Regions from separate parts of the Mus musculus genome. Here region 2 is linked to region 1. A link is a loop called in an ENCODE intact Hi-C map of the cell type or tissue named here. Cell type or tissue: left cerebral cortex. All regions are shown on one strand. Each heading gives the region's core, and the rest is flanking DNA. Links, peaks and the distances in the headings are about the cores only.

Region 1 (9,711 bases), core at 4,172-6,671:
ATGAGTCTATGGGGCCATTTCTATTCAAACCACCACAAACTCTTAGAGTACCATAAGTGGAGTATCTGTCTCATGAAGGGGTATGTGTGTGTGTGTGTGTATGTGTATGTATGCTGTGTGTGTGCTATGTGCATGTGTGCTGTGTGTATGTGTGCTATGTGCATGTGTGTGCGCGTGCGCACTTAGAACTCATCAGTCCTTTGTTCTGTCCACTGCATTGCTCTGCCAGTTCTAGGCAAGGGTAGGAGTGAGAGCACCCATGGAGTCCAAAGCGGTTCTTGAGGAATGCTGTCTGTGCTTATAGTTGGACACATGAGCTTCCCTGACATCACAGGACCCACCCCTTGCTATGTGGCTCTCTCTCCTCTGGGTGTGAGTCTCATTTGTATTTCCAGAGCAGCCTATCAGAATGTGGACAGCCTCTTCCTTCATGTCCTCTCAGCTTCATGGTAAGTGTTTGCTCTTTCAGAGTGAAAGACAGGTCTAGGTTCAGCTTTCTATAGCCTGTACCAATTCAGAGTCCATGAGTAAGATGAGCTGACTACTAAGAATAGTTAGAACCCATGGTTCCCTGTCTCAGCAGCTGCATGGCTGAGGGCTAGGGAGGGATTCATCCACATGTGGATTGCCCATACTGCTCAGCAAGAAAACAACAAGTGGTGTTGAGCTAAACAGCATTCCTTTGCTGTAACAAGTACTGCAGAAGTCAATTTAGTCTTTATTTTAGTTCACGGTGTTGGAGGTTTCTGTTCTTGGTACATTGCCCCAATTATCTTTGGGTAATATATGAAGACAGTGAGTTTTGGTGGGAGCACATGGCAGAGAGAAGTAGACAGAGAGTGGCAGGTAGTTGCCAGGGTCCTAAAGACAAGCTCTCAATGACCCAACACCCTCTAACTAGATCCCACCTCTTAGTGGTTACACCATCTCTCAATAGCACCACAGTTGAAAGACCATGCCTTTAACATCTGGGATTTGGGGAGACGTTTTTCCAAACCATGGCAAATGATGAAAAGACATCCACAGTCCTTTATTCAATTAATTATATGTTTCAGAGCTATATGATCCATAGTAATGATCTTTAAACTCACTGCCAAAAACTGGTTTTAGCTGTGCTCCAACCGTGCATTTATTTCTCTGTAAGTACACTCATGGGCCAATCTACCAATTCGGTGGTAAAAACATCCCGTGGTCCCTTTTTTCCTAGTTCCTTGGTGTGGCATTCCCCAGTGGATACAAGGCATATCAGAATAGACTACATTTCTCAGAAACCTTTGCAGCTAGCTGTGTCCGTAAAAATCAGTTCTGCCCTGTGGAAATGCCTGAGAAGAGCACCAAGCCCAGCACTGGGATCTTTCTGTGAGATTTTCCACTTTTCACAAGTGTCCCTGTCTGAAGGTGTGCAGCTGTTTCCTGCTGCTGCTGCCCAGAATGCAGACATACTGTCTGGACCACAAGAGTCACCTTAGATAAGGAAGCAGAAACCACACGTTGGTGTCAGAGCATCAGAGAAGACAGCGTACCAGCTCTGGGCAGCTCACTACCAGGCTCCACTTAGGTGACATAAACTCTCGTTTAAGTCATTGTCATCTTGTATATTAATCTTTTGTTTTGTTTTTTTGAAACTGGGTTTCTTTGTGTAGCCTTGGCTATCATGGAACTCACTTTGTAGACCAGGCTGGCCTCAAACTCAGAAATCCACCTGCCTCTGCCTCCCGAGTTCTGGGATTAAAGGCGTGCGCCACCACTGCCCGGCTTGTATATTAATCTTATCCCAGTCTGGTCCTACCTGATAGACTTGTGTACATTTAATACATATAAAAGGGAAGACAGAAGCATATCTTACTAAAAGTTATGCTAGAAAAACTTCAGAAATTCTATTATATTTTGCACTTGACTCGACAGTCTCACAAACCTCTGAGATCTGAGGTTCCATCTTCCTTTGTCCACTTTAGAGTAATCTCTTCTTGTCACTACAGCCCTTGTTCTGTGAATCCTGTAAATCTAGTTACATTTGCGAAGTTATTTGACTCTTCTCCTCTAAATATACTTTGCTTTCTGAGGCAGGGACCCAAAAAATGTTCTTTGAATCACCTAGCACTGCCAGGACAGAATTCCTTTCAGGCTGAGCCTTGGCTAACTCTCCTGGCCTGGGTCCATCTATAGACGCTGGCCAAGGAGAGTTGGATGAGTTGGAAAGACACTGTGTGAGCTGGGCCCACAGATGTGCTGGGAACTGTGCAGATGCTGCTGTTAGGTGGGCCCACTCACCAACCTCTCACAGCAGGCTGACATGTGACTATGCCCTAACTGGTCACAAGGCCAGAGGGAAGAGAGAAGGCCAGGAGAAAAGCAGAGCTTCCCCCTCCAAAAGCTTTGCCCGGGCATGGCCTTTCTATAGGAAGGAACTGTCAGGGTGCCGTAGCCACCACTCCTCATTAGAGATGCTCAGAGTGTAACCATTACCAGAATTCTGAGGCTGAGGGTCCATCCACACCACCCTACCCACATTCTGCCTGTGCTCAGGAAAGCGAGATCTCCCCCTCCCCCCACCTAGTCCCTTCAGCATCAGGACAAATCCATACTCCCTCTCCACCCCCGTTAAGCATCGTGTCCTGCTGTATCACAGCTTCTAAATCCCTGACTCATGCCAGCCTCAGAGTTTAGAGAAGAGGTTATCCAAGTGCTGTGGGCTGCATGCTCTTCCGCACCCCCGGCCCTGCCACACACACTCAGCTATTTAATTATAGCACCTCTGCAGGGCAGAGGGGATAGGGAAGGAAGGGGCTAGGAAGAGAGAGAAGGTTCCTGAAACTAGAGGACCTTGAGGGACGTTTGGCACGATCTCATTGTGAAAGCAATGTATGATGTGGCCATTAACCCCTAGAGCAGGCAAGTGGTAAGTGGGGCAGGTCCTGGAGCCTGGCTAAGGATGCGCACGCAGCTAGGAGGCGAAGCATCGAGGCTGCGCCAAGCCCCCCTCAGTTTCATCTGTTCTCCTACACATCTAAGTAACCAGGCTATCATGTGATCCTCCGGTAACTATGGCAACGAGGTCTGTCTCGTGGAATGTGTGGTGAGAAATCTCACAGAAAGATCCCAGTACTGGGCTCGGTGCTGTGCCCAAGAGTAGCTCCCTTCCACTAGATCTGAACTCTGGGGCTGCAGGGGCACCGGGTGATAGCGGAGATGGTAACAATACGATTCTGAGCAGCTCTCTGCTGAGCTGGAGACATTGATTCTTCCTGTACTCCTGATACTTGCCTCCCCTATTTTGGACCAATCCCTGAAGACGAGAGACAAAAATAACCCTCTCCCAAGGAGACCATGCTAATGCACACTCCGTGCCTTTGGAGATGGGGCTCTATAGTGAGACACCCACTCCAGCATCTCAGACTGATGAGGGAAAGCACTCAGCGGTGCCAGGGGGTCAGCATTCTGCCTCTGCCAGGAGAAGCTGCAGAGAAGTAGGCTGCACAATGGGAGGCTGTGTTAGCATCGAGTAGACTCTCGAACCCGATGGCTCTGCAGCTCATAGGCACAGCCAGGCGGAAATGTTTGCAAATGAAGGGCATGGTTATAATATGGTGAAACACACGTCAGAGGATTCAGCGTGCAGCAGATGAGCGGCTCCTGAATAGCCATGCATGTAGCAGTCTGAGTGGCGCCGTTGCTGCCAGCCATGGGGAGACAAGCTGTGCAGGCTGCCCTTTCAGAAGGATGCTGCAGCGGATTCGACTGCTGCGTCTGACCTTGAATGAGTTAGTCTTTTCAGGTGTCAATTTCTCCATCATTGGAAGAGGCAGGGTAATCGTTGTGTAGCCTTCTTGGACTTTGGCTGCAATCATGTTTGATAACATGGAAAAGTACAAGGTACTAATAACACAAGAAAATACTTCAAAATGGGCATTGTTGTAAGTCTTTCCTCCTCTTCCTTCCCCTCCTTCCCCTCCTTTTTCCTCCCACTCTCATCCTTCCTGCCTCTCTTCTTCCATCCTCCCTCCCCACTCCTCCTCCCCTCTTCCTCCTTCCTCCCCCCTCCTTCCTCCATCCTCCCCTCATCCTCCCTCCTCTACTTTCCCTTTTCCTCCTGATTTTTGTTCATCTCAGAGGTATTTATTCTTAAAGGACTCAGCAGGCTGGATGAGTAAGGATGAGAGCTACAACAGTGTGAAGCCATTGTGGCTTCATATAGCCTGGAGTATGTGCAGAGAAATTTCCATTTTAATCCCAGCAATGCCCCATTAGGATTATAATGTCCACTTATTTCAGAGAAGACCCAAATCTGCCTAGTCAATGACAGACTCCGGATCTAGTCCCTGCTTCCCAAACCCAGGCTCCTGGGGGCAGCTCCGTCTGAAATACCCTCTGACTATTGGAAGTGACCTTGCTATTGCTAGGTGGCTTCCCAGGAGCTCACAGAACACCATGCTGCATTTGTGCATGTGTATGTGCATGTGCCTGCCTGCTTCTTTGTTTGAGGGTACCTATTGTGCCATGCTGACATGATCACCTTTTAGGGTCCATATGGGAAGACTTCTGGCAGAGACCAGAATGCTGCTGTTCATCATGGTTTCAACAGTGAGAACTGAGGCACTATGCTCCACTACTATGGATACACAAAGCTAGAACAGCAGGGTTGCATGGCCCTGCCATGGAGGCAGAGGAGCAGTGGGTTCTTCAGCTCACACTGTCTGATTGTCTGCCATGCTCAGGTTTGCTTTCCAGAGTCACATCAACTCTGAATACTCCCCGCATCAAAGTGACTTGCATACCCTTTGTGTTCTAGTTTATCCATCCAGTGGGATTCTTGCAGATGAAAGGGTAGACAGCATCTCTCTTCCCCTGGCACTGATGTCTGCCTGTACCTCACACCTTCAGAGAGGAGGATCCCCAGACAGTAGTGGCGTGGGAACGTCCCATGTCTGCTAGCAGAGTTCCTCTCCTCACTCACCCTTCATAGACAGCCTTCACTCCACTCCACTTAATAGACTCATACACTCCCTGGTACTGTCCTGGGAATGTCTACATTACAGCAAAGCACTCAAAGGCACAGCCACAGAACTGAATGCACTTAGCGGGTGGAGACAGGTCTAGTCAGTGCATTTGCAGATTTGGCTGAATTCTCAGAGCTTATATTCTGATGAGGATGACACTCTCAAGCAGGGGGTTGGGGGAAAGCGTCTCCCTCCTCACTGACTTTGTTGTAAGAGGAGGAATGGTGGTAAGGAAAGTGACTTTTTCAAGTTGAGCCGTTACAATGAGCTACCCACAAGAAAGATATGTCAGCTTTACAACTTATTCAATTTCACAACACAGGGGAAATAATTGTGTTCTTTTTTGCAACAAGGGAGCTAAGACTCAGCATTGACACAATTTATCAAGGTCAGTAAATTCACTATATAACTTTAATCCTGTTTTTATTTTATGTACAGGAGTGTCTTGTCTGCATGTATGTATATATACCATGTGCATGCAGTGCCCATGGTGGTCAGGAGAGGGCGGTAGATCTTCTGGAAATGGAATTACAGATGCGCGTGAATCACTGAGTTCTGGGATTTGAGTCCAGGTCCTCTGCAAGAGCAGCAAATGCTCCTAACACTTCTGCTTTGTGGGATTCGGTTGTTTGTTTATTTATTTTTGAGAAGTTATAGATCGTCAAAAAGGATAGGTAGAAAACTCTATGAATTAAAAGCAGGGAGCGGACAATGGTGGTGGTGTTTCAAGGACTTGAACCCAGTCCAGCATGTGCAGTCTTAAGGGAAGGACAGGGCCTGCTGACTTTGAAGGAACAGTTGCTAACACCATGTTAGAAACAAGTGGTCATTAGCCAAGGGGCCTCGCAGGGTGAATGTCTGTCCATCTGTCCATAAGCACAGAATGAAGGTCTATGGCAGTCAGCAGAGCAGGGAGGAGCAGTGGGCGGTATAAACAGGGTCTGGGGGGATTTCCATCCTTTATATGAAGAAGTCTGGACTACATAGCTTATGCTATTAAAGTGGAGTCATCTGGTCAGATTTAGGTGTCTTTAGTCGGTTGACAAAACCAAAGTGGACAGTACTGGCAACAGAGAGGTTTAGTGGGCTTAATAGTCACCAGGCAAGAGATAATATGACCCCCAAACTAAACAAAGGACCAAGTGATGGAGGCAGCTGTTTTGAGAACTTTGAGGGGCTCCCAGAAGCCAGGCTTGGGGCACAGAGCTGTAATCCCAGCACTGGGGAGGCAGACCCCAGTTAGAGGCCAGCCTGAAAGATATAATAAGGTTATCTATCACCTTAGAAACATAACCTGGGAGAGGTAAGATTTCAGGGATTCGTGGGTGATGAGATTGATTGACTGGCTGATTGATTATAGCTGCTAGGGAGCTGACTATGGCCATCAAGCATTATAGAAAATATAGAAGAAAAAGCCGATATGGGGCTCGGGGCTCTTGCTGTGTCTGTCAAGCGACACACACCTCCACCTCTACAACATTCTAACTACAGACACCAAGAAGTGAGGCCATGAGCCACGCCGGGAACAAAATTGTTCCTGGAGACTCAAGTCTCCAATGAGCTGCTGCTCGGCCTGAACATCGGTTGTTCAGGGTTTCCCTCAGTTCTGGGAACCACCTTGCAATTCGCCCTCCTCTTTCCATGAGTGACACAAGGCCAGTGAGCTAGTGGAGAAATGAAGAGTTCAACTTTGGAACTGGTGATTTCTGGGCCCGTGTGACACCCCTCTGACGACCATGGGCCCATGTGACATTCCTCTGACGACCAGCAGCTCCAGCAAGTACGAACCAGAGTGGAAAAAAAAAAGTCTGAGCTGAAGTCATCATCAGCCTGTGAACTGCAGTTGAATCACACAGACAGGGTGTGGGAGTGGGGATGGTACCCCAGGAAAGCAAGAACATGTGATTCCAGAAGCAATGGCTTAAACAGTCAGAACAGGGTGAGAACCTTTAATCAAAGCCAAGGTAATCGGTTAGGGGGTGAACAGTGAATAGTTGATGGTTGATGACCTTCAGGGCAGCGTCACCTTGACAGTAAGACAGAGCCAGGCTGTGGGGCTGTGGAGCACATGGGAAGCACAGTGGGGAAGACCTGGGAGCTTTCAATGAGAGATGGAAGAAGCCAGTAACAGTAAGCAGGGGTCCTCAAAAGATCTGTGTCAGGGATGCCAGCTAAGACTAGCCTCACTCCACAGGCCTGCACTAAAATTTGCTGTCCTTGAGTTTGGAAGCAGACAGGATTGTAGTGTGAAGATAATTCCAAATGCACCCTGTGTTAGCTTTTCTTCCTGTTTGTGACTAAACACCTGACGGTAGCAGGGGGAGGACACATCTTGATTCACAGTTTCAGGGAACACAGCTAATCATGTCAGGGAAGGTAGAGAGCCTACACCGGAAAGACCCTGGTGAAGGCTCCTCACATCCTGATGGGGACAGCAAGTAGAGAAGAATACTGTGATCAGGGCCAGGGCCAGGTGACCTACCACAAAGGCCTGACCCAGTCCCTCAATCTGCTGGCTGCCCCACAGCCTCCTGGTATACCACCAGTGGGGACCAGGATCCCAACACATGAGACCGGAGAACATTTAAACCGTAACAGCTCTCACCATTCTTTCTCGAAAAGTTTAGATTGTTAGAAATTGGCCTCTGGCAGACATATCTTTGTGGTGGTATAACTAAGAGGCTGAGGGGCTGAGGGGAATTTGGAAGCTTGAGACAGTGTACTGATTGCTAGAAAGCATGTCAGCTCTTCCACCTTTTCTTCTTCTTCTTCTTCTTCTTCTTCTTCTTCTTCTTCTTCTTCTTCTTCTTCTTCTTCTTCTTCTTCTTCTTCTTCTTCTTCTTCTTTTTCTCCTCCTCCTCTTCCTCCTCCTCCTCCTCCTCCTCCTCTCCCTCCTCCTCCTCCTCCTCTTCTCCTCCTCTTCTTCTCCTCCTCCTCTTCCTCCTCCTCCTCCTGCCTCTCATCCCAGGCCCTACCTTCCTGCTTCCCACTGCTCTCCTGGATGTTCTCCTGGGTAACATCATCTCTTGACTGGCAAGGCCTATGGGGCAAAGACATGTCCTACAAGAGAGTTTAAGGGCTATGTGATAGAGACCAAGGGCCAGGAGGGTCAGACCCAACACCTAAGCCACCTGCATGGCCACTTAACCTTACTAAGGTTGGTTTCCTCCTCTATAAAGTGGGGAAAAAGAGGCAATCTGCCCAACCACACACAGCAGTGCAAATAATGATAAAGGCCATAGACTCAGAGTCTGGCACATACTAAGTGCTGAGGGAGAAGAAAAGAGCAGCCATTATGCCAACATTTGGAACGCTCCTGCCTTCCAGACGGGAAGGCCTTAGACATACAGGAGCATGCCGCAGAGGACTCTCTTCATAATCTCTCCCTCCCCTGGGGATGCGCAGGATGGCTTCATAAGAACACCCAGCCATGGCTCTATTCTTTGGACAAAGCCCTGAGTGGCCAGTGGCAGTTAGAGGTCTCAGCTCTCCTGACTTGGAAATTGCTCAGGGGGAGAAACACTACCATTTAACAGCTATCAAGTATTGTTCTTGGGTGGGACACAAAGCGACAGCATCCTCCTCCAAAGGGAATTGTGTTTACTCTTGCATGAAACATTTCAAATCAGAGCACACATAATAAACCCCGGGAACAGTTGCGTTTTAAGAACAGAGTAAATACCTTTGATGGACTCAGAGCAGGGAAAACAAGCTGCATCATTTTAGAAATTGGTTTTCTACTGAATTTGAACATAGATGAAAACGAAGATGGTGCTGGGGGCAGGGAACACACCGAGCACCTTCTCTTGCACAGAACATGCTTTGCAGGGGAATTACTGGGCTCTGCTCCCTGAGCCTGGGAGAGGTGGTGATGGCCGCTACAACAAGGGAGCTCCATGGACTCAGCTCCCAGAATCCCCAGGCTAGCCAGGCCAGCGTCCTCCCGCATCTGCAGCCTGTCCCCAGCTGTCCCATGTGAGGTGCATCTGGGTGACTCTCCTGCTCTCACAGTAGGCACTGCCACACCCTGTTTCATTGTCTCTTCATGCCGAGTCACATTGCTTGCGGGCTGTTCTCAGTCTGCATCTGAAAGGCTAACCATGACCTTCCCTCCTCTTCCCTCTAACTGCACGGTCAGTTTTCTTTATCACTTTCAGATATGGAGAGGCCTGACTGTCAGAATAATCCAATCTTTAATCATTCATTTTTCCCTTTACATACAGACCTGAGTCCCCAGCAGCATGTACTCAACCACGACAAACAACCGGCTTGTCCCTGGCCTCCCTCCTCAGGTGGCCTCCTCCTCTTCCTGTGCAGGTTGTCAACTCTTCCTGACTATCATTCTGTTCTTCCCAGCACAACAGCTTTAACTGGGCAGAGAGCTATCCTGGGTGACCATATCTCCTAGACTAATTTGGTCTGGGTGTGGCCATGTGACAAAGTCGCTGCCAGGACAAGAAGGGAAGCCATAGGCTCAGCTTTGCGGTTATGCCCTGACCTAGAGTAGTGATGTGCCCTTCTTTCTGATAGAGACAAGGCGAGGACTGGAGCCTGGGAGTGAATGCCTCACGCTGAGGACCAGTCGTTTGCCTTAACTGTAGAAAGAAGATGAGCTGCTGAGGGGCCACAGGGCAGTCCTGAGATGGTTGAGTGTGGTGGGGCAAGCCTGTGGGATAGCTTAGCAGGTAAGTTCATCCGCTAACAGTCTTGCCAA
Region 2 (9,711 bases), core at 4,350-6,849, 69 kb before region 1:
CAGGTGCTAGCCTCTTTCTTGACCTTGGACTCCTCAGAGCTGAAGGAAACACAGTGTTCTTTAAAAATTATCCAAGCTCAGATATTTTGTTGCAACAGCCAAAATGGACTGAAGTTACCTAACAGACAAACGATATCTTCTCGTTATCTTCTCTTTCTGACTCGCTGGCCTAACATTTTGCTCACTGTGCAGAGGGGGAACAATGGGTAAAAGTTGCTAGAATCTGGCTAAGAAGGATGGTGGAGAACCCACCGTGACTTCCTGCCTGGTCCATCAGAACTGGTTTTGAAGTTATTTTACTTAGCTTAGCTCATAGCCCAACACCCCCACTGCTTCCCGCCTCTCCTCCACCCATGGTTCTTCCACAGTCCTCTACAGGAGGAATCATGGTGTGAGCACCAGACGAGTCAGGCAGCCCCGCTGATGGTGGTGTGACCTCGGGGCAGTCACTTCTCAGAGAAAATGTAGAAATAGCTATCTTCCTCCAGAGGCTTCCCTGAGCCTTCCTTCAGTGAGATTATTTGCCTCAGGCCCTTGAAGGTCTTACACGCTGTAGGTGGACAATGCTGTCAGGTTTCTTGCTTCTTCCAAGTTGCTGCCCCTGTGCAGAAAACTGTGGTAAATCAGCTTCATTGGATTCAGGACTCCATGCTCATGCTTGCTGCCCAGGCTTGTTTTCCCCCTAGCTTCCTATAAACCCGCGGTCACCATGGCTGCTCATCCTTTTGGAACAGACCCATTACAGAATAGTTCTCTGGTGCTCTGGTGTGGAGAGGCCCTTTAGGCCCAGGGGAGCCTTGTTTGAAGATGCAACTTTCAGACTCACAAGAGAATTTACACAAGAAAGAAATACTCAGATTTCTCTCCTGGATAGTTTATCTCTGTTGAGAGCCAGCTCTTTCTTTTGTCTGTAAATGTTGTCAGGGCTGCTAGGGTTTAGCCTTCAGAAGAGTCCTCAGGTTTCTTGATGCACTTCATGCATGCATGCTTTCATTTCATTTTGGAACACACTTGAACTTGTTTATAGTTGATGACCTTGAAGTTTTGATCCTCCTGCCTCCCAAGTGCTGGGATTGCAGGCATGCACTGCTACACCTGGTTTTGTACAATGCTGCAGGTCAAATCCAGGAAACTACCAGCCGAGCGTCATCCACAACTCCTGACATACATCACTTGTGTCAGAGAAGCCTTCTGCTAAGAGCTGGCTATAGGCAGGTGCTGAGCTAACCCCACACAAGCACGGCTAGGAAGCAATCTGTGGGTACCTCACTGGTCCTGGGCATGCTCACTTCCTTCTTGGAAACCACAGAAGGAGATGGCTGCTTCTTGGCAAAGGGAGTGATTTTCAGAGGCTTCAGGGAGATGGTTTTCATCTTGTCTTAAAGGATTAGGAGAAGCAGATCCAGAAGAAGAACCTTAGAGGTAGGAGCAATAGCTACAGAACGCAGATGCAGGAAGTCGTGGCGGCAGTAGTGGAGAATAGTCTGAAGAATGAACAAGACGCAAAAGGGGACTAATGGAAGCAAATACCACGTGTTAAATGCCGTGATGGGCAGTCTTTAAGAGTCCCCAGTGGCCCTGGGTTTCCAGAGTGAAGGACCCAGACTGTCAGGGGATGGAGCTGGACTGCACCATTTCCCAGACCCAGCCAAACCTTCAGATGAAATCGTGTGGCCACCTGCTCAGTGGCTGTTCTCAAGAGACGTTATACCAGAAGCATCCATCTAAACAAACCCATTTTCTGATTGGATTTGGGGACAACTTGTCACCCAACAATTAGTAACTAACAGAAACATGTGCTTTAATATGCCAAGCATCATGGTAGTTGTTTTATCTAAGTAATTAGTCAACAGCGTTAGATGGGTATTTATAACGGCCCTCATGTGAATTGTCTCCCTATAGGTTCGTATGTTTGAACACTTCAGTTCCCATCAACTGCTTTGGGAGATTGTAGAAGTAATCTTTGGGACATGTGACCTAGTTGGCAGATATAGGGTCACACAAGGGTAGGACTTACAGGTTATATCCCACGTGGGTCTGTTCAAGTCTGTTGGGTATTGTTGGGGTCTGGGAATCACTGCACACGCCACTCAGATACCAATCTCAGTCAAATAGGAGTGGCTTATTGAAAGCCACACCCCAAGACTGATTGATCAGGGTCACAGAGCAGACTCAGGAGCTGGCTGCAACATTGAGTTAAGACCCTAGAGGGCTTTTAAGCCTCAAATTCATAAACATCTGTGCCCAGTTATTCCACCAATCAGGATTTAGGGATAGGAGACTTCCTTAGAAACATGCCTTAGTTAAATGCTTATTCTGTTCCCATTGATTGGGGTGTTCAATTGTGGTGAGAAACTTGCCTTGTCTAACACTCATGTCTTAACTTGCCAACCAAGATGTCAGTTATCCATACATGTCTCTTTCTGCCAAACTGGATGTCAATTCCTGGAGAGGTCTTGGGAACTTAAACTTTACCTGACCCTTACTCAAAATGGAAGTGGTTTTCTACACAGCTTTTTAGACTGGTACAGGTGTTTCTCTTCTGCTGGGGTCCATCCTAGGGACAGCTTATAAAAGCAAAGACCATAAATCATACCCAGGTGCAGGAAGTGCTGCCTGGCACTTGGTATGGCGCCAAGCTTATTGTGGCTAACTATGCAAAGCAGTACTAATTGACTTCTATTGTGATTGGTTTCCAAGAACACCAAAGCACAGAATATAATAGAATATGTAATCAACTCGGGCATGGGAAAGATTCCTAGTCACGGCAGTAACAACATATGAGGAAGTCTCCTTATAATATTAGTAACAGCACAAAATGGCAGGCTGGACAGGTAACAGTTACCTAGGCCTTAACAGTAACATAACAAGGAGATATCACAGAGCTACCACCACATTTTCCCACCAGGATGGTCTTGTATTCCCTTAAACTGAGAGCCAAGATAAGCTTCTTTTCCCTTCCACTGCTTCCCACTAGATCCCAATGATAAGGAGCTGACACAGTATTACTGTCCCAACAATGTCAGTAATCACACTATAGTTTACGCATCCTCGCTGTACTGCCTCCATGTTTAGCAAGCAGAAGAAGGTGTTCTCATAACTCGGGCACTATATAGTCTGCAAGGAGTCTCTAACGACTGCAGCTAACACATTCCTGCGGCCCTCTGTCCCGTTTCACACCCCAAGGTCTTTTAATCTTCTTAGTTCTAACATCTCAGCAGAGCTAGAGATGCTTGGACTGCCTCTGCTCCACAATCTTGGCAGACTACATCATTATCAGCAGCTCCATCTTCCATCTAACAGGAACTTACACCCCTTGCCCCTTATCTCTTTGTCACAGCCTTCGCCCACTGTAGTGACTGTCATTCAGTGGTGGTACCCAAGTTGGTGATGGCGCCATTTACTTATATGACAGTGCTGGGAGGAGCCAGAAGGTCCTGTGCTCCCCGTAAGGGATGTGGAATGCTAGCCCTAAGAAGAGCTTGTGCCTGGTCTCTGATGAGAAAATGAAGTTCTCCCAGCCTTATCATCTTTCTTCCATAGCGCCATTGGAATTAGGCCTTTGCAGGGGCCCAGGAGGTCGGACATGTTGGATGCTGCATGTGCTACCTGGAACCGTTGGCTTTCCTTCCTCTTATATTGCCTCCTAGCAATCTCATTTAGACCTTTGACACAGTGGCCAAGTCTCAAGAGGTCTATCATAAATGATTACCTTCAGCGAAGATGAAAAACAAGAAAGTGAACTAAGTCAACAGAAGAGTAATAACCGACCTTTGCACCTCAGTTCTCTGTAAACCCTTGGCAGGATAAGCAGTGACCTCCAGCACAGAAGGCTTACAATGGGTGAGTCATCCAAAGGCGACCGCTCGCTGGCGACACAGTGCTAACACAACCAAGCATTGAAGAATCCTAGGTGGCCGTGGCGCTGCTACTGTCTTGTTCATTAAATAAGTGATCTAAATCTGAGCACCCCTAAGTTCCCTTCTAGGACTGTCTTCGTAGGGATAGCCTCAAAGAAGGTGCCACTTTCACACTGTTCACACTGGTCCTTATTCTGCCTCTCTGTTCCTGACAATGACAGAAGTGTTCTGTGGAACTGAGGCTGACGCACTCTGGACCCAGGCCTCCTGGAAAAGGAGCAAAGTTTTCTGATTCCTGGATGGAGCTGAACAAGCCAGGAGGCTTTGCAGAGCACGGTACAATAAATGGTCTTTAAGTACTAGAAATTTCCCATTCACCCTCCCTGTCTATCTACTGCCTCACCTCCTGGCAGGTGGGCAGTAAGTGGGGCAATTCCACACCTGGCAGCCTCCTCCTACCAGGGCCTGGACCTGGACCTCCATTCTTCTACAACTGGGAACTTGATGGCCGTGCGGAGGCTCACTTTATAGAGGCAGGAAGTTAAAAATGCTAAAATCAAGACTCAGAACTTAGCTCTGACCTGGGTCAGGAGTGAAGAAACATGCACAGCATCATACTAATCAAACCCACAAACATATAGTAGGGTTAAAGGGGCCTCAAAGACCTTCGAAGCTGGCTTCCTAGTGATTCCCTAGGCAGAGGCCTGACATGATCTGCTCAGGTCCACAGCAAATGCACACACACACTTGGTTCTTACTGGGTGGCAGTGATCTTCCACCACATCGGTGACTTTGTAGGGATTGCTGGGAGCTTTTTAAATCAGCACAGGGAACTGTAGGCTGGAGAAAGCCTTGCCTACAGGTGCTCTGCCTTGTGCTGCTTTCTCACAGGACTGCTCTTTTTCCAGGGATGCTCTTTGACCTCCACAACAGGGACCTCTCCTGGTGTAGGAGGGCCAGTGTGGACACAAGCTCCCTCTTATCTTACCTGGCTGCTTTATCAGGGGTGGCTCACTCCTTGCAAAGACAGGGCTGACAATCTGCCTCTCCACCCCTGCACCACCTCCTCCACCTCCTTGGCCTGGCCCTCTGCAGCCCTGGCTCCAGGCGACTCTGTCTGTGGAGAGCTTTCCTACCAGTGGCTCTTATGGGCAAATGATTCTGAGGAAGTCAGACAGCTAGGGAGGGTGGATGGCACAGAACGGTCATGGTACCGGCTGGTGATGGCAGAGGAGAAAGCAAATGCTGTGAACCCTGAGCCAGACGACTGTCCCCCACACAGAGGTGGGGCTGAGAGAACACTGCCTTCAATCCTAGTGTTACTGCCCCCACCTTCAAGAAGTAGTGTTGAGGTAAGACGACATCATTTGCTTTCAGGAGGCCATGGAGTCTGGAGTTATTAGGGTTAGAGCGTGCACTCTGGCAGCCATAACAAGCAAGTCTCAACCCCCTGTCCTGAATAAACAGACAAGCAATAGTGAGGAGCAGAGCTAAGAGACAGTTTATTCAGTGTGTTCCCACTGAGAAGAGAAACAAATAAGGGGGATGGCATTTCCCACCCCCACTCGCTCAAGCTCCCCTCCCCAGGCCCCTCCCCTCTTTCCTCAAATCCATGTTCAGGGAACTAACAGGAGGTTTCTGTTCAAATAGAGGGTAAGTGTGACACATAATTATACAGTCCTGGCCAAGGTGTGGTCCTGCCTGTTATTGATCTGACTTGGACTCTGGTTCCAGTCTGTCCTCCAAGACGGTCTGACGAATTGTTAGAAGGGTGTGAAATCTCTTCAGAGGAGACATGTTCCTCCTCTGTCTGGAAGCAAGTTTTAGGCTCCCCACCCCACCCCACCCCCACGCCGATGTGGGATTTCTGGGAAGTCCCAGTTTCCCTGAAGCCTTTCTTTAGAAGTCTGATAGCTCAAGCAGCACACACATCTCTCTTTAGACTGTATCTTCCCTCCTGCCCCTGGGCATCCTCAGGATTTTTGCTATCTTCTTGGCCTTGAGGTCAGATGGAGACACTCCAGCTACTTTTCCAAGCAGAGCAAATGGATAGTTCCCCTCTCGTGCCCTACCCCCTTTCCCAAGGACTTCTTTCCAGACAGCGTGCAAGAAACAGGGAATGTGAGATCTGAGGCAATGCTGGCCACTGCCCTTCTGGCTCTAGAGTCCTGTAGAGAGAGATACCCTACCTAGGGCAGTTCTGAAGAAGGCTACCATAGTGAGTGAGGTTTCTGGGTCCTGGGTTGTGATGTGCCTGACCTGAAGGGCAGGGGGCAGGCTTTCCTGATCCTTGAGAGATTCAACCATGGATGCTCAGAGTGAGATTTGCAGGCAAAGGCTAGGGCAGGATCAGAGGGGAGGTCAGCACAGAGCACGTGGGCCATGATCACCTGTTTCTGTGCCGTGAGCAGGGCTGCACAGGAAGGACTTTTGGGGTACATCGCATATATGTTAGGGCATCTTGCATGGTGGGCAGTCATGGCAGGGGCTTCTCCACTCTCTGTCAACAGTGCTAAGGATGGGATCCTCGTGCTCAGCCCTTAAGGAAGGGTGCAAACCTGAGGAAATGGTTGGGCGGGAACAGTGACAGAAAGCAGGAAGATGTCCTTGCTGCCTGCCTTTCCAAATGGTCTGTGTCCCTTCTGGAGCCTGACAAGGCAGATGATTCCAGCAAGAGGCTGCCCTGGCCACCCCAGGTGAGGTGGCATGGCAGGGCACCAGCATACTGCGGGATGGAGAGCCAGCCCTCCAACCAGCCTCCCCTCCTCATGTCTAACTTCCCAGAGACCCGCTTGCCCAGCCTCTGCACGGTGCCTGCTCTGGCTTGCTCTCTCCTTTTCCTCTCACCCCCACCCCGCATCTCCCTGGCTCTCAGCAGACTGCCGCCATCACCATGGCTACGCTTGCTTCTGCTTCTGCTCCACACTCAACAGGAGTCAGAGCTGGGGGAGGGAGGCCGGTCATTAGGCTTCCTGTTAAGCTGGGATCTCTCAAAGTCAGCTTGGGGCTGCACCCTGTATGTTCTGGGCCCAGCCGGTTCTTTGAGGGCTCACCTTCCATAGAAAAGATGGGCTTAACTAAACAGGATATCCTAGCCCAGGGAGGCTTAGTCATAGCCTGGGAGGATGCCACTAGCTCTCTGTCTCTCTCTCTGTGTGTCTGTCTGTCTGTCTGTCTGTCTCTCTCTCTCTCTCTCTCTCTCTCTCTCTCTCTGTGTGTGTGTGTGTGTGTGCGCGCGCGCGCAGGTACACATGTGTGTATAAGTGCACATACACATGTGTAGCTTCATGAGTGGAAGGAAGAGGAGAACCTTGAATGCCATTTCTCACATGCTCTCTACCTGTTGTTGTTGTTGTTGTTGTTGTTGTTGTTGTTGTTGTTGTTGTTGTTTTGAGACAGGGTATCCCCTGGCCTGGAACTCACCAAGTGATCTAGACTGGCTAGTCACCAAGTCCCAGAGATCTGTCTGTCTCTGCCTTCCCAGCACAGAGATTACAAGTTGGTGTCACAATGCTCAGCTTTTTTTAATTTTAATTTTTATTTTTTGCATGTGGTTAAATGTGAGTTCAGGTCCTCAGGCTTGCAAGATAATCACTTTACCAACTGAGACCTCTCCGTTGTAGAATATCGATGCATGGTAGTGTGTGGGTGTGACTGATGTCAAAGGTCACTCACTGAGTGATCACGGTAGGCTTAATGAAGTTACGACTGTCACCGTCAAGTTGCAGCTGAATAGGAACAGATTCTAATCAGTGCCTTCCCATTGTCAAGGGCATGAACTAACACAAATTAAGTATAGAACTCTGCTGAGTTTCAGTTTTCTTGTTTGTAAAATGAGGACAAGAACACCTAGTTTTCAAATTAAAGATAATTTATGCAAAATGGCTGGCACACAGTAGGTGCTAAGAAATGCCTCATGTCCTTTATTATTATAGAGGTCTGGGCCCTTTAAAAGGCATCATAGCATGAAAGACTGCTTTCCCTGACTTGAAGGCTACTGGGACTGGGTTTTAAGATGGATAGGCAGATTCCCAGCCTCACCTACAAGGAGATGTAGCCTTGAGCCCTGGTGTGGGAAGACAGCTGAGGTAGAGTTACCAGAGGTGAGCTCTAAGCTGAGGGTCTGGAGAGAGAAGTGAGCTGCCCAGACCCAGAGAATCTTGGAAAGTCTCAGGAACTGAGACACGAGATGCTGAGGAAGGGAGCAGATGGAGCCTGAAACAGAGAGGTTATTTTGAAGTAGACTTGCAAGGGCCAAGCTCTTCTCCCCCGCCCCCCACCCCACCCAGCAGGAGAGGGAGTTATTCATTAGAGAAACTGGACCAGAGAGACTTTGTGCTAGGGATGTCAGATGCAGAGAGAAGCTGGAGTGAGGTCAGAATTTGTATTAGAAATGAACTTCCTCCCTTGCCCCTGACCTTGGCTGGCAGGAGACTGAGAATTTCTTGCTGCAGAAACCAACCCACTCCGGAAACAATGAGTCTAAGTACATGTGTGTTGACTTGGGAGGTGCCTGGTGACCCTAAAAGGACCCCCCGCCCCTGCACAGCACTCCAGAACTTCCTATGGACTCTTCGGAGTTTTTATTGTTTTCATTCTCCTCTTCCTCCCCTTCTCCTCTCCTTCCTGAGACAGGGTATTGCTGTGCAATCCAAGCTAGCCATGAGCTCACCATATAGCTCAGGCTGGACTCCAGAGGCTTTTGTTTTTCTTAAATAAGATCATTTATTTTATCAGAAGTGTCAGATGCCCTGGAACTGGAGTCATGCATGTTTGTGAACCTTGATGTGCATACTGAGGTCCTCTGTAAGAACAAGAAAAGTGTTCTCTTTCCTTTTTCTTTTCTCTCTTCTCGTCTCTTCTCTTCCTTTTTTTTTTTTTTTTTGCCTCGGCTTGCCTGGAACTCATTATGTAGTCCAGGTTGTTTCCAACTCAGAGAGGTCTGCCTGCCTCTGCTTCTAGAGGGCTGGCATTAAAGGCATGTACCATCACACCCAGTACAAGTACTCTTCATTGCTGAGTCATCTCTCTAGGCCCTGGCCTTGAACTTTTGATCTCTGCTGATGACAACAGAGTCATGAAGTGGAAAAGCAAAGGAGACAAAGGATGAACAGCAGAAGAAACTGGAGACAAATGTAAGTTGTTGTCCGGAGAAGCAGGGAGACGTGTATCCACATGCTGTGTGAAACCGTGTAAGTAGGGCAAGAGTTACTGAGAGTTAAAAATATTAGAGGAGATCTCAAAGCTTTTAGTACAGCATTGAAAGGTAAAGTTGACAAAATGTACCTGGCCTAGTTTCTTCTCTCTTGCTGTGAGGAATAACCATGTCCAGAAACAACTTGGGGAAAAGAGTTTATTTCAGTTTATACCGCCAGGTAAAAGTTCGCCATGGAGGGAAATCAGGAAAGCTGCCTACTAGGTTCATGCTCAGTTGTTTTCTCACACGGCCTAGACAGCTGCCTAGGGAATGACACCGCCTACAATGGGCTTGGCCCTCCTACATCAACTAACAACCAAAAAAAAAAAAATGCCACAGACACACAGGCCATGCTCATGGAGGCCAGTCTTCAGTCGGGAGTCCCTCTCCACAGGTGATTCTTGTTTTGTCAAGAGGCAAAACAAACAAATACACTAACTAGTACAGACTCTGAAATGACCCTCTTAAAAGACAATAAAAGGCAAACATAAAGAAACGGGAAAAGCAATCCAGAAGGCTCAGCATTTAAGAAGTGGTTCTAAGAGAAAATGATGGTTAGGGACTCATTAAACAAACAATTTAAGAAAAATGGCCTGGATGGCGAAGACTGCACCGCCCAGATCCCTGTGAGCAGTTGACTGCACCACGTGACAG

Evidence for each region. Peaks named below come from ENCODE experiments on the same cell type or tissue, not always from the same donor. Only the 100,000 strongest peaks of a DNase experiment are listed, where the experiment ranks them.
Region 2: a loop joins it to region 1, with 2.0 times the contacts of the local background. A loop is called at or near these places in 2 of 42 quality-filtered maps.

The regions. Positions count from the first base shown.
Region 1 is chr15:36,964,497-36,974,207 of GRCm38, forward strand. No RefSeq gene overlaps it. Among named protein-coding and RNA genes, the nearest start is that of Gm34590, 31 kb to the left of the region's middle. In left cerebral cortex, for the core only: a CTCF peak has its summit at 5,493 (motif pointing right); DNase peaks (open chromatin) are centred at 4,474 and 4,767; H3K27ac peaks cover 1,366 bases.
Region 2 is chr15:36,895,216-36,904,926 of GRCm38, forward strand. No RefSeq gene overlaps it. Among named protein-coding and RNA genes, the nearest start is that of Gm34529, 11 kb to the right of the region's middle. In left cerebral cortex, for the core only: no CTCF peak of the experiment used is centred there; DNase peaks (open chromatin) are centred at 5,824 and 6,753; H3K27ac peaks cover 867 bases.